Linked DNA regions of Homo sapiens: regions 2, 3 and 4 are each linked to region 1. The links are chromatin contacts, found by Hi-C or POLR2A ChIA-PET in ENCODE. All regions are on one chromosome and are shown on one strand. Each heading gives the region's core, a stretch centred on a gene start or an enhancer-like site at or near the end of the contact. The rest is flanking DNA. Distances are from core to core; before and after follow the strand shown.

What was found. A loop is a pair of places that touch in the nucleus more often than their neighbours do. ChIA-PET counts read pairs that join two places held with the same protein, here RNA polymerase II (POLR2A). Pooled maps may share reads with other maps.
Region 2: a pooled map shows a loop between it and region 1 (4-fold over the local background). The contact joins two enhancer-like sites. A Hi-C loop is called at or near these places in 1 of 50 pooled maps. POLR2A ChIA-PET finds 5 or more read pairs at or near these places in 2 of 52 experiments (OCI-LY7 and activated B cell).
Region 3: a loop to region 1 is called in a map of naive thymus-derived CD4-positive, alpha-beta T cell, with 8 times the contacts of the local background. The contact joins two enhancer-like sites. A Hi-C loop is called at or near these places in 1 of 168 maps with a recorded cell type or tissue (naive thymus-derived CD4-positive, alpha-beta T cell), 1 of 37 single-sample maps with no recorded cell type and 6 of 50 pooled maps. POLR2A ChIA-PET finds 5 or more read pairs at or near these places in 3 of 52 experiments (OCI-LY7, activated CD4-positive, alpha-beta T cell and activated T-cell).
Region 4: a pooled map shows a loop between it and region 1 (4-fold over the local background). The contact joins two enhancer-like sites. A Hi-C loop is called at or near these places in 1 of 37 single-sample maps with no recorded cell type and 9 of 50 pooled maps. POLR2A ChIA-PET finds 5 or more read pairs at or near these places in 3 of 52 experiments (PC-9, activated CD8-positive, alpha-beta T cell and activated naive CD4-positive, alpha-beta T cell).

What each region holds. Positions count from the first base shown.
Region 1 is chr6:15,297,658-15,301,166 of GRCh38, reverse strand. All of the region lies in intron 1 of JARID2 (jumonji and AT-rich interaction domain containing 2), which reads right to left. Among named protein-coding and RNA genes, the nearest start is that of JARID2-AS1, 51 kb to the right of the region's middle. Within about 2 kb of position 1,531, at least 10 of the 41 ENCODE cell types and tissues checked have a DNase peak (open chromatin) inside an H3K27ac peak, as active enhancers do; they include OCI-LY7, where a contact is called at or near this core.
Region 2 is chr6:14,381,770-14,385,278 of GRCh38, reverse strand. No RefSeq gene overlaps it. Among named protein-coding and RNA genes, the nearest start is that of LINC01108, 98 kb to the right of the region's middle. RefSeq lists an enhancer at 3,136-3,509. Within about 2 kb of position 1,763, at least 3 of the 41 ENCODE cell types and tissues checked have a DNase peak (open chromatin) inside an H3K27ac peak, as active enhancers do; they include OCI-LY7, where a contact is called at or near this core.
Region 3 is chr6:14,662,261-14,665,769 of GRCh38, reverse strand. All of the region lies in intron 1 of LOC101928354 (a long non-coding RNA gene), which reads left to right. It overlaps LOC102724463 (a long non-coding RNA gene), which reads right to left. Exons shown (of 3, transcript XR_926514.4): 2 at 3,449-3,509; 3 at 507-724. Among named protein-coding and RNA genes, the nearest start is that of LINC01108, 380 kb to the right of the region's middle. Within about 2 kb of position 1,514, at least 7 of the 41 ENCODE cell types and tissues checked have a DNase peak (open chromatin) inside an H3K27ac peak, as active enhancers do; they include OCI-LY7, where a contact is called at or near this core.
Region 4 is chr6:14,742,502-14,746,010 of GRCh38, reverse strand. No RefSeq gene overlaps it. Among named protein-coding and RNA genes, the nearest start is that of LINC01108, 460 kb to the right of the region's middle. RefSeq lists an enhancer at 1,701-2,900. Within about 2 kb of position 1,895, at least 16 of the 41 ENCODE cell types and tissues checked have a DNase peak (open chromatin) inside an H3K27ac peak, as active enhancers do.

The DNA of each region.
Region 1 (3,509 bases), core at 282-2,781:
GCTGTTCCTTTGGAATTTTTAAAGACCTGGGATTTGAGTAATTGTAGCCATTTCTGAAATAGTTATGGACAACCCAGTTACTTATACGCTGCTTTAAACATTTGCTTTTGAGTATCTGGTTTATAGAGAGACTACATTTGCAATCTTACCTAGTTCTTTCATATCCAGAACCTTCTTACCCCAGTATCATTTGCTTGCTGTCTACCAACAGTCACTCATTGATAACTACCACTGATAGAGTGTGGGTAACCTTAACCTTTTTCTGTCACCCTTCCGTCCCAGACCTAAACTTTCCAAGTAAGAATTCAACTTCTGTGCAACACCAGAGTCCTCATGGTTACTGCATCCTGTAACACCTCTAAGAATCATACATAAAGGGGGGACTGCTTGCTCCCTTTCTCCACCCCTCCTCTCTGTCTCTCTCTCTCTCTCTCTCTCTCTCTCACACACACACACACACACACACACACACACACACACACAACATGAGGACACTGGGTCTTTGCAAACAGGTTCTACTGTCCAGTAAGTGGCTAAGAAATTTCATTCATAACTCGAAACAGATAGACTCCAAAATGAGCAATCTATAATTTTAAATGTTGTCATTAGTCTCCTGGCTGCAAGCGGTTAAAGAAGGCCTTGCAAGCTCATGAATTACGGGTACAGTTTATTACTCTGAATGAGCTCACAACAAGCACAGTATCTCAGGAAGATGGGAGGGGAAGGTTTCCAGGCCCAAAAGCTTACATGGAATGCAGCTTAAATGTCACTTATCCAATTGCAGGGGAATGATCCCTTCTACTCCCATGCCCTTCTCCGCTTCCCTCCTTGTACACATGTATTGTTATACACCTTTCCTTAAAATATACATCACACCAGGCTTTGCTCATTAGCCTTAGAGGTTTTTAAGTGTTTACAAGAGAAAAGGTCCTGTGGTCAAAGAATTAAAAACAGGACAGAACACCCATCCAACCTTCACTGCGGAAAATTTTTCCAACAGATTTCTGCCTATCCCAACCCCAAATGCAGGAGATAAAGAAGCACACCCTAAATCAGAGGTTTCTTCTTACAAACACTGGGCCAATGAGAAATCATATTTTGAGCATACATGGCATTCCATGTTGGTCACTCATAGAAGAATGGGGACATTATAACCTTTTGGAGGTTGGGAGGAAACAGGCAGTTCAAGAGATATGCAGAATCCCACATCCACAGGGCCTGAGATACCAACAACACTGGCCGGACAGGACCCCCATTTTCCTAAGGGACAGTGGGTAAAGTACGAGAAAGGATGAAGCAATCATCCTCAAAGCAACCAGGTCAAACTACCAGAAAAAAATGACTCACTGCTAAATATCTTATCTCTTTCACCCACACCCAAGCCCACCCCGCTGAAGTGAGGAAACAGAGGCTGCCTGAGTAGCTTCCGGCCAAATGAGGACCGCTCTGCGAACTGCCACTGAGAACCATCTGTGTGGCGCCCAAACTCTGGTGCAGTGGCTGGAGAAAGGGAACTGAGACACAAGCCACAGGTTTTGGCAGTCTTCTTATTTCCCCCTAACTGGCCTAACTGAGCAGGAAACCAGCAGTTCTCAACGCAGGCCAACTGAGGTTCCAAATCCAACTCTACCTTCTCCAAACTATAAATTCCTTCCTACAGAAAAAGGGATGGCATCTATTTCTGACACAAAGCACAGGAGTCCTGATGAAAAGCTGGGACTCAACAAATGTTTTGGTTCCCTCTGAAACTGCCCCACCACCTCAGTATGCAAGACCTTAACTCATGATCCCAGTCATCCCTTCCTCTACCAAACACACCTCTGTTGTACACACACCTAAAATTTGAGAACCCAATGAAGATTACAAGCTACCTACTGATGCCCTCATCCTTACAAATTAGGTGGTGGCAGCAGGGACAAAAACTACACTCAACGTTCTTTACAAGACTTTGGTCCTTCTCAAAGGAGGCTCCAGAGAACCCTATGTCCAAGGGGTTGTATTCAAAATTAAGGCTCACGGGTCAGTGAAGTTTGACAAATGTCGGGTACAGATAGCCAGGTTTCTTTCCTTCAGATGTGTTCGTGTACACCATGATCCTCTTAGAACCCAAGCACCCCAAAATTATTTCACCACCAAAGCATCCTCTCTGCTCCACCCGCCCCCCACCCCCGCAAATAAAATCATTCTCAGAACACATTTAAGGATACCCAGCACTAACTTCTCTTGTTCTAGTTTGCTAGTGGATTGATTTGGGTCTTTACTGAGAGAAGGGAGTGTTTTTGTAAGTAATACATGTATAAATGTTCACTTTTAAAGATGTAAACTATACTGAGTATGGAGAGTAAAAATATGAAAGTTTATTTTCAGCAGCTCAGGGAAACTGGAAAAGGCAATTATCCTAATCCTCTGAGGTTTCAACCGTACAAATAACAGAAAGTTAACAAAACATAAGAAACTCAAGGAAATTTTTTCTTTTTTTTTTTTTTTGAGATGGAGTCTCACTCTGTTGCCCAGGCTGGAATGCAGTGGCATGATCTCAGCTCACTGCAACCTCTGCCTCCTGGGTTCAAGCAATTCTCCTGCCTCAGCCTCCCGGGTAGCTGGGACTAGAGGCATGCACCACCACACCCAGCTAATTTTTGTATTTTTCCTAGAGGCGGGGTTTCACCATGTTGGCCAGGCTGGTCTCCTGACCTCAGATAATCCATCCGCCTCTGCCTCCCAAAGTGCTGGGATTACAGGCGTGAACCACCGAGCCCGAAAAGATACCCATGGAATTCTGAGTTCTCACTGTAGCAATGAGTGCTCTTGGGAACCTTATCAGAACTGTCATTGCACTAACAACTGCTAATGAAAACTAGCAGTCATTTCTCGCGAAAATATTTTCTTCTCTTTCTAATTTGTTCTCTTTTACTATTTTGCAAGCATAGGAGAGCGGAATCCAGAAGATACTTAATAAAGCAAATTAATCAAATAAAAAGAAATGACTTAAACTACAATTCAAATGCAATTTTGACTGCATTCTGATTACACCATTTTCTATTGCTACATATCAAGAAAAAGTTGGGTAAGCTCCCTAAAATGTCTTGGCTACTATGTTTCTGCTAAAGAGCTCCTAAGAAGAGGAAAGGAAAACATACTACATTTTAAACCTGACTCAATTGTCTTAGATCTACTTGTGCATAGATTTCATTGAATAAATATAAGAGGGCATTAAGAATGTTGTAGTTTCCCAGTCTTTTTTTTTTTCTTTTTCCACTTCCTAAATTTTCTGTACTACACATATGCTGATTTTCAACAGTAAAAATAACATTTTACATTTGTAGAGAAAATCTAGGGTCTACTAAATAATCTAGTACTTGTTTCCACTCTCCTGCTAACTCTGACAGGAGTGTTGTGGGAAACGAAGTCTGAAAAGGATTCAAAGGGGGCTAGGATTTGCCACAGATCCTGTAAAGGAAAGGATGAGGTGAGCTTACCAACCCCACTGAGTAGGGGCCAAACATCCT
Region 2 (3,509 bases), core at 514-3,013, 920 kb after region 1:
ACCACCTCCTCCCATTCACCCTAACCAAACACACACACATCCTTAAAGGTCTGGTATAAAATAATTCAGGGATCCCATTATATTCTAAAACCTTCTCCGCTGGGATAATTGGCTTTGGAACCTCCCTTTTCCCCACGACTCTCTCATATGCCAATATCTCCAACACATAGATAATTTATGAAAACAGAGTAGACACTTTTTAATAATTAAGTGATAGATAATAGGAGCTTTTAAAATAAGCTGTAAGAGCTTGGAAAAGGAATGGGGGTTAGTCATCTGCATATTTATTTGGAATGACCCAAAAGGCTATTCATTTTATACCCCATTATCTGCAACTGGAGACCCCAAGAAGTTTGCTTTCTCTGCTAGCTGGGGTATTTTCCAGCAGGCATTTGGGAGCCGCAGTCAGTGGGAGGGAGAACTGGAGAACCAGATGCCTGCCCCAATCTAAATCACCCGTATCACCCACTCTATTCTCTCCAAATTACAGTGCAAACAATAACACAGGTAAAATTAGCCAAGATACTAATTATGTAGTGCAAATGTGTAAAGGATATAGAATGATAAATGGCAAACGCAGAACATGTTGTGTCATATCTTGTAATCTCTCTGGCTACCGAGCCCAGGAACAAAGGGAGAATTGTGCTCTGTTTGTCTAACATGCTCCATATCACAAATTGGAAATCCTTCCTAATTAAGATATTGTTAAATGTCCTTTGTTAGCAGATTTTAACAATGTTAATTAGGAGGTTAGAGTGATCATTGTTCATCTAGCAAACAATTAGGGTGATTTGCACTGTAGCTTTTGAGAAACTTCTCAGCAAATCAGGAGTTTCCTCTCCACAGAGAGGGGAGCAGACCAGAGAAGGAAGAGGACAGGCAGGAGAATGGGCAATGTTTTGCCTAACATTTTTAGCTTACGGGCCAGGGTAAAGCATGAGGAATTGTTAGACATGGGCCTAGTAGCCATTGAGATATCAGTGTTGACCTTGACCTGGTGGCATCACTGTGTTTGCAGATGCGCTATTTATCCCCAGTTCAGGAAAGCCTGGTCAGAGAAAGTGTATGAAACAGCAGGAACCCCTCTCAGGAGCCTTCCAAGCTACACCTCCCCACCTAGCAAAAAACAAAGGGAAAATTTTGAGTCCCTTCAAGGGAAATTCCAGGCACCTAGCTAACCCTACAACCAGCAATTAAGGAAGTAAATGAATAACCTGCTAAGCAGGAAGATAATAGTAACTTAAACAATAGCCACCAAGTAAGCCAGAGTCACAAGATGTTTGCTTCCCTATAGAAACTAAAAGATATTATCTTGACGTATCCTTGAGCTATTTTTCAGAAACAGGAGCCCCACCAGATAGACAATGTTGACCACCGTCACATAGACCTCAGATAAGGGGGCACTGAGGACTGAACTCTAACTGATGTTCTTTGTTCTAAATTTCCTCCTGAGGTGCCTGGAGAAAGTCACACCCTCAGGCCAAAACTAAACATAGCTTTCTGCTAACCCCAAGTTTTTAGACAAAGCTTTGCTTCCTTAACCAATTGCAAATCAAAGAATCTCTGAATCCACCTCTGACCTGTAAGCCTCTGCTTCAAGATGTCCCCCTACGAAGGGCCAAACCAATGGGTAACTTCCTTGTTTTGGTTTACAATTCCTTGTATTGGCTGCATGCCTTCCTTGTCTTGGTTACGACTGCAACTATACATTTAATGCCTTTAAATGTCCATTTCAAAGTACATTTCAGGAAAGCAGAAGTTGCAATTGTAAAAACCCTTGCTTGTCATCCGTCTGGGAGTTTGAGTCCTAAGTGTTAGCTGCCCAGTTCTCCTTGCTTGGCACCCTGAAATACATGCCTCTCTTTCACTGCAAATACCAGTGGTGTTCGTTTTTGGCTTTTGGCTTTTTCTGTTCACTGAGTGGGTGACCCAAAGTTTGGTTCAGTAACACGCAGTTTTCAGGTTTCTTAATCGTCTGGTCAAGTGAGGGTATCTTCCTAAGGCAACAAAAACAATGCCACGCCAGCCATATTTCAACATTTTCTGAAGTTAGAATTTTATTATTTTTAGCAGCAGATGAGCCTGGGCTCCTTCTGCTATAGTCTCCAATCCCTGCCACTTCTATGCCCCCAACATACATCTGCATGATAAAAAACACTTGACAGTCTTTTTTCCTTTTCTTTCTTTCCTTTCCCGCTCCCCACGGCCTGATACTTGTAGAGGGATGTAAGGAGGGAGAGAAGGAAGGAAGGAGGAAGGAAGGAAGGAAGGAAGGAAGGAAGGAAGGAAGGAAGGAGGAAGGAAGGAAGGAAAAAGGAAAGGAAGAAGAGGAAGGAAGGAAGGAAGGAAGGAAGGAAGGAAGGAAGGAAGACAGGACTTTGCATTTTGCTACTTTGAAACTGGAAATACAAGAGCAAAGTATATTTTGAGAGGAGGACAGAACTGGCCATTTGAAAACTACCAGAGGACTTTAGTTGCTTTGAGAATCTCATTCTCTCTTGGCAAAGGTGCCCATGCAGAAGGAGGGCAGGCAACCCAGTGAGAAGAGGGATGGGATTGGAAATCGAATGCAAAGACTCTGAGTTCTATTCTGGGTTTCACCAATGATTTCTCATACAAACTCAGGAAGTCACTTAACTGAAAGTCACACCTGCTTGGAAATGGCACTAAGTTTCTAACCACACACACCCAACACTTGGGGAAAAAAAATCCTAATAGCTCTCGGCAGCTGCTGGGTGCCGGGCACTGTGCTAGGCGCTTTACATAAATTTAACCACAGCCAGCACTTAGCTTCAACACTGAGGGTCCTGAGGCCAATTTAAGTGGCTCTCAAGTCTCTTTTATCCTTGCGGGGCCCCATCTGCTGGGGGAATAAAAAGCCCTTTTATGTTCTACAACCTCACAGACCACCCACCCCAGCAGTTTGTGCTTTGTCACAAAAAACCCTCCATCTAATTAACAGGGCACAATTTTAATGAAATATTGAAGTAAATTATTCATGCCTGTCAGTAATCAAATATAGATGGGTCATCTTGTAAACTGTTACAACATCTGTCATTTGCTTTAAAGTACTGTAGCGTAGATAATGTGATGTCACGTACATATCAGTTACCTAAAGCCACAACCTAAGTGACAGTAATAGGAATTTACCTTGTAGGAATCTACCTTCAGCCGTGTTCTTATCGAGCAAGTTCAGAAATGGGTATTCATTGGGTATTCACTGGGGAAGCCGGTGGCATGTTCATCAGCATAATGGCTATTGTAAATGGGCTCTCACTGAGGAAATTTGATCTGAGTCATATGAAGTTCAGTATGAAGATGAACCCAGTTTTCTGTTTCTTTGCACTGGCATAAATATGTATTCAGCTGTGCCTCGGTGTTCCTGGCCTGCCCTATTTTTTCTCCTCAGTGCATCCACTGCCTAGTACAGAACAGATTTTCAACACACATCCCTTGAATGAAAGAGAAAAGCTACTCTGTCACAACTGGGGAAAAGTTAAGTAGGGTAG
Region 3 (3,509 bases), core at 265-2,764, 640 kb after region 1:
AGGTTCAAGCGATTTTCCTGCCTCAGCCTCCCGAGTAGCTGGGATTACAGGCATGCGCCACCACACCCGGATAATTTTGTATTTTTTTCTTTTTTAGTAGAGACAGGGTTTCTCCATATTGGGCAGGCTGGTCTTGAACTCCCGACCTCAGGTGATCTGCCCGCCTTGGCCTCCCAAAGCGCTGGGATTACAGGCCACCGCACCCGGCCCCATAAATTTGTAAGACCTTGCTACACTTGTGTTTGACTATTTTCATAATGAAAAGTTAGAAATAAGAATGCACTCTCAGAGAAAGTCCCAACATTAAGAGAAGGTTGTGTTTAGTCCATCCCCTCGGCTTTGCCCCATGGGGACCCACCTGAACACACGCTAGCCAATGTGGGTTCTGTTTTCTGCCCTGGAGCCTGTCTGTAACAGGAAGCTCAGGAGTGAGTAGAGATGAATAGAAGGGTCAGGCCCTGTCCTCATGTTAATTAGCTATTCATCGTAAGGAATGGATTAACTGATTCATGATTTTCATAAATTTATTGGCCCTCCAGTTAATGAAGATCCTAATGCAGTATCTTTTGGCATACATCATTCCTTTGCGGGACTGGCTTGTCCCTTTCGGCAGACTGCCGAGCTTGGCTATGCAGAGAATGACAGCTGCTCACATTTTGGGCTTGAGGGAACTGGTGTGTCCTGTACAGAAGGTGGAAGGAGGCGGGAAACCTGGAGAAACAGGCTGGAAAGGGTAAAAATGTCCCAGTGAATTAATAATGCATGTGCACTTCCAGCACGCAGGCTGGCACTGAGAGGCTTGCTGTTTTCTGTCGACATCTGCACATCAGGATAATGGTTTTGAAGGGTTAACCTAGGGCTACTCTGTCTCTCCTTCCAGCTCCATCATTCTCCTTTTGCCAGCCCCTCCCTCCCCCAAAGCAGCCAGGCCATCTAATGCTTGTTGCCTCAGGGGACGGATGTGGTAGGAGGGAAAGCAAATAGCCTGGGTGCCTTTTGCTGACTTACACGTGTTTCAAAGGACTGCGCCCTTAGGGAGAAATGTCAGAGGATGAGATTGGCTCCCTACACCCGTCCTCATCCTCAAATCTAGATGAGGTTTCCCTGGGGTTAAGAAAGAAGGAAAGACAGTGGGTAAAGCATGATCTTATGGAGAGAGTAGCCTGCATTCTACTTCCTGGAGCTGGCTGCAGAGTCAGACCAGGATGGGGGCGGGGGGCCTCAGCAGACATTGCAGAAACTCCCAAGCCCCAGTGTGGCACAGGCCAGGCCAGGACGATTCCCCCCGCCCTCCACTCATCTGTGCTTAGACTGGTCAGGAGAGCCAGTGGGCCAGGAAGGCAGACAGAGGCAAAGGATGTCTCAGGGGACCTGTGGGCCAAAGGCTGCCTCAGCAGCCACCTGCACAGGCAGGTGGCAGCAAGAACCAGGTGACAGCCCCTTTGACATTGCACTAGGCTGCACTAGGCCCCCCAAGGCCGAGATGCATAGCCATTACATCAAAAACATCCCAGTGGAAGAGAGCAACAGTAGGTAGTTGTACATGATCTCATATACGTACTATCACTCAAGACAAAAACAAAACAAAAAACCACCGAAACCTCAAACCAAAATATACCAAAATATACAAACAGAAAAACCACTCTCTTCCTAAGTAAAAAAACAGACATTCTTTAGCATCCAAATGAACTCAGAAAATTAGAGAAATACAGAATAACACAAAGAAGAAAATGAAATCTACCTATCAGTTTATCAAATATATATCATTTTAATATTTTTATGCCTGTATTGTATAGATGAAAAAAATTGAACTCATACTGTATATGCCTTTTGTATCTTGTTTTATTCACTTAAACAGTGAACATTTTCCTCTTCTATTAAATACGCTTCTCTAAAACACTTTTAAAATTTAGCCAATACCTTGTATTGGTGTTTTAGGTTGTCCCAAGTTTTGTTATGTACATTATGTTTTTATGACAAATAACCCTTGGACATAAATGATTTTGCACATCTCTGTGTTTTTAAGCCATTAAATATAGTCATGTACCATGTAATGATGTGGCAGTTAATGATGGACTGCATATATGATGGTGGTACCATAAAATTATAATACAATATTTTTACTGTACCTTTTCTATGTTTATTTTTTTAATTTATTATTATTATTTTTTGAGACAGAGTCTTGCTCTGTTGCCCAGGCTGGAGTCCAGTGGCGTGATCTCTGCTCACTGCAACCTCCAGCTCCTGGGTTCAAGCAATTCTCATGCCTCAGCCTCCCGAGTAACTGAGATTTTACAATCATGTGCTACCATGCCCAGCTAATTTTTGTGTTTTTAGTAGAGACCGGGTTTTGCCATGTTGGTCAGGCTGGTCTCAAACTCCTGGCCTCAGGTGATCCGCCTGCCTCAGCCTCCCAAAGTGCTGGGATTACAGGTGTGAGCCACTGCACCTAGCCCTTTTCTATGTTTAGGTATATTTAGGTACACAAATCCTTACCATTGTGTTATAGTTGCCTACAGTATTGAGTACAGTACCATGCTGTGTAGGTTTGTAGCCTAGGATCAATAGACTACACCTTCTAGCCTAGTAGGCTACACCATCTAGGTTTGTGTAAGCTACTCTGTTGATGTTCGCACAACAATAAAATTGTCTAATAGTGCATTTCTCAGAATGTAGTCCTGTTAAGTGACCTGTGACTATATTTTTGAAAGAGTTGTTTATCCTTGTTATCTTCTGGTTGTTTTCCATTTACACTTCTCATTATCTCCTCAATACACAAACGCTGGTCCCCATCACTCTATAGTAATGGATTAGGAAGAGGATAGCATTGACCTCCAGGGTGCAAAGCCAGTGGTCTCTTCTTTGTATTAACTAATGCCCTGGCACTCTCCCTGAAACCCCTGCTCTTTTGACCTCAGGGATGCTATGATCACTTAATTTTCCTCATTCTCCCATGATTCCTCTTTTGCAGCCTCATTTGCTTGCTTATCTTTTTCACGTTCTCTTTAAACTGGCACAACCCAACATGCTCCCATCACCCCTCCTATTCTTCATCCTCTTCCCCCAAAAGGGTCCCCTATGCCTAATGTGCAGAAGACTGTCAGGCACTCCATGCGCTTCCAACAGCTCAAGGACTTACCCATTGCTTATTCTAGAGGCAACTCTGACCCAGGGTAACCCTGCACAAACCAGAGACTCATGCGGTCTAGTTTCAAAGGGAATGCTGAATTTAGGGAAACTGTCTAGCCTCCAAAGGAATTTAAAAATAACCCAAATCCTTTATTCCCATTTTCAAAGATCATCAAAAATGGAATCCAAATACAGAGTTCACAGCAAATGATTCTTCTCCTACTTTGTTCTCCATCCCAGCTTCCCCTGCCAATTATTCAGAGTCTCTTAACTCTTCAAATCCTAGAAAACGCTCTCATCCCTCTCCATCATTCCTTACTCTCATGACTTTCTTCTCCTGATTGCAGGGCTGTCACCATCTTGCACTGCCAGCTGTCCTC
Region 4 (3,509 bases), core at 646-3,145, 560 kb after region 1:
ATTTTGTGTATCAATAGTTCACTCCTTTTTATTGCTGAGTAGTATTTCATAGTATGGATGAGCCACCATTTACCTATTGAAGGACATTTTGGTTGTTTCCAGGTTTCGGCACACACATAATCTTTTTCCTTTTTAAAGATCTTTTTCCTCTAGGTTGCTGCTTTCTAAAAGGAACTTTCAGGAAAAGAAAAACTTTTGGGGGAGGAGGATTTACCCATTGGTTCTTTTGCCTAATTAAGGGTTAGGTTCAACCCACAGTGATTGGCAATGTAAATAAACTATTAATATTTTCTTTTCAGAAACAGCCTTGCTTTTGACATCCTGTTCCAATTCTTGGTTGTCAGTAAATGCCCTCCCTGCTTGTCTTGTTTGTCAGTGAATACGTTAAATTTGACCTCTGTGGAGGTGTTCCAATATAAATTTTGATCACGAACAAAAATCAGGTTTAGTTATTTTAAGTTAGGATGTTAATTTAAAGTGACTACATTGTTACAAGAGCTTTGGTGCCTGTTCAGGAGATCCTTAAAGTTATTTCTGGCAAAATGTATTGAAACTAGGGGACTTTAGAACTCAGACCTCAAGGGAAACAGGACAAGCTGAGTTTTAGCTGTTTGACTGGAAGGCTGGGTCAGCAAGCAGCCTCTGCTTAAAAAAAAAAAAACACATGCTCATTTTCCAAATGAGTTTAGGCTCAATATTTTGTTAACCCTGCATATGTTTGAGAGGGAACTCCTGAGCGCTGGCTGGCTGAGCTGGTTTTATCTTGGTTCTAGTAAATTAGTAGATTGGCCTGACATTTTTGGCATGCAGTAATGAAGGTTGTCATAGGTTTCCTTTCTGTGAGCAACTTGGCTTCCTATTATGTTTGAAGATTTCACATATTTGCATAAACTGAAGTTGAGGTGATTATATGGGAGAGAAATAAAAGTGCAAATATTTAAATATTACAGGATATTTTAGAGTCTTTTAGGGTAAAAAGGGGATTTAATATATGTGAAATGGAAGTTTGCACTGGCACATTAAGACTTTCTCTCTCTCTCTCTCTCGCCCAGACTGGAATACAGTGGCATGATCATGGCTCACTGCAGCCTCAACTTCCCTGGCTCAAGGGATCCTTCTGCCTCAGCCTCCTCCGTACTGGGACTACAGGCATGCACCACTGCGTATGGTTAAATTTTTTTTTTTTTTTTTTTTTTTTTTTTTTTGAGATAGAGTCTCTCTCTGTTGCCCAGGCTGGAGTGCAGTGGCACGATCTTGGCTCACTGCAACCTCCACCTCCTGGGTTCAAGCAATTCTCCTGCCTCAGTCTCCCGAGTAGCTGTGTTTACAGGCACATGCCACCACGCCCGGCTAATTTTTGCATTTTTAGTAGAGATGGGGTTTCGCCATGTTGGCCAAGCTGGTCGCAAACTCCTGGGCTCAAGCAATCCTCCCTCCTTGGCCTCCCAAAGTGCTGGGTTTACAGGTGTGAGGCACTGCCCCTGGCCGCCTTCTTTTTTTTAAAGTCCTCAAGAAATTAGAAATTTTGATAATGAAAACAATAATCAGAATCTTTTCTATTTTATGAAATTTCTAGGTCTTTGCTTTGCTGGTAACATTCAATTAACATCTTTGTGAAAGTAAGATTGCCCCTCCAATGCCCCCAGCCTCCTATTCCCCACTTCCGATTTCCACTGCTCCTTAATGTGTGGGAGATGATAATGCCTTGTATACATATAACTTATGCCTGGAGGAACAGAAAACAGTTTGAACACTTTGTCTAATGAGTCCCTAGTTTTCCTCAAGGTAGGCGGAGGAAGGTGAGCTGCACATGGGCCCAGTGGATCTCTGCGTGACAAGCACTGAGTCACCAAGTGAGTCACTGGTGAGGCGGGAGGGAGTGGTCCACCCAGGCTAGCATTCTCAGGCTAGCGCTCTCAGAATGTTTTCACAATATCCCAAGGTCTCCACAAGTGTTTCATGAGGTTACTGTAAGATTCATGTATCTCACAATCAAATCAGAATGAATTCGAAACAACAAAGCAAAAAGACAAAACCACAACCATTTGGGGAGGATTTCTTAGGACACCTTAGAGAACAGATCATTCTAGGGCAGTGTTGTAGCTCAGGAAACTTTGAGACACAACTCTTTTTATCCACCTTCCTTCTTTCTCTTTCCTTCCCCCTTCTCTCCTTTCTTTCTCAATTTCTGATGGGCCCAATCCTGGAACGAGGCCATTTAGGGAGACGAAGTGGGGAAGTACAGCAGCTCTGTTTTCAAGAGAAGTTACTGGTCAACATTCTTGGCCTTCTTTAGCAATACCATGAGCCCACTCTCATCTCACTCTCCTCTCACTATTACTATCATCTAATAATCAGAATTCTTTATTAATCAGTCTATTTTGAACATCTGCTATGTGACAACTGATTACTGCCAATGATGACTCAGGAGTGAAACATTTTCAACTGGCTCTGGATGATTGAAATCCAGATTTTACTGGGTGTTGGTGTTCATGCTAATCCTGGGAAAAGTGAGAACCCCCATGACGTGACTAGCCATGGTAGCAGTCTAATAAACAACGTCTCTCATTTGCTGGTGTTTGTGGATCATGGAGTTCCCAGTTCCAGTACTTCCTAGGCAGTGAGACTTCTAACCATTGAGCCATCTGGAGGCCTGCTGGGACCTGGCCATTAGTGTACAAAACATTGAAGCAATGGTGAAGATGTGGGAGAGCAAGTGATCAAAGCTGAGAAGCAAGACAAAGTGACAGGAACTAACATCTATTGAGCATCTAGTGAGTGCTAAGTATTGGGCTACGGGCTTTAGTGCATGTGGTCTCATTTGTCACTGAGAAATGACAACTGACCAGTGACAGAATCCTCACCAGAAAAGGTCTCAGGTAATGTGGTTTCAGAAGAAACCAGTATGGGTTAGGGTGCTTACACTGGCAATTCATAGAAAATGTAAAAACTTTCCTAAGTGATAAGGACACTTGTTGGCTCAGGAGAGGAGAGGCCAGTGGCTTATTGATGCTTGTAAGCCCCCAGGTTACCTCTATCTCTGCCTATGAGGGTTCACTCGCTCCTGGGGCTTGCTGTCTTTGTGAGCATAGAATGGTTGCCAACACATTAATGCTAGTGCTCCCTTATCTGTGTCCAGAGAGTGCGAGTGAGTGAGAGAGAGCGGGTTTCTAGTACTTCTTCCGGAAAAGCAATGTACCTCCTTCCTAGAAGCCTCTTAGCCATCCCATCTTGTTGCCTAGAACTGGGTGACACGGCCAATCTTCAACTCTAATAAGGAGGATGGAATTACCTTTACAGGTTTAGACTACCAAGGGGGTACTCTGGGAGTTAAGAGTGGGGTCAGTGGGCAACTTGGAAGCAAGGTGTATTCAAATGGAAATCTTGCTTTTGGTAAGAAGGAGCAAGCCCTGAGCTATACAGAAGTGAAATCAGGTTCTATGCAATGATATTTAGAAAGAAATTCATCAAAAAGATGTAAACAATTTCTGCTTTTACAGGGGAAAACA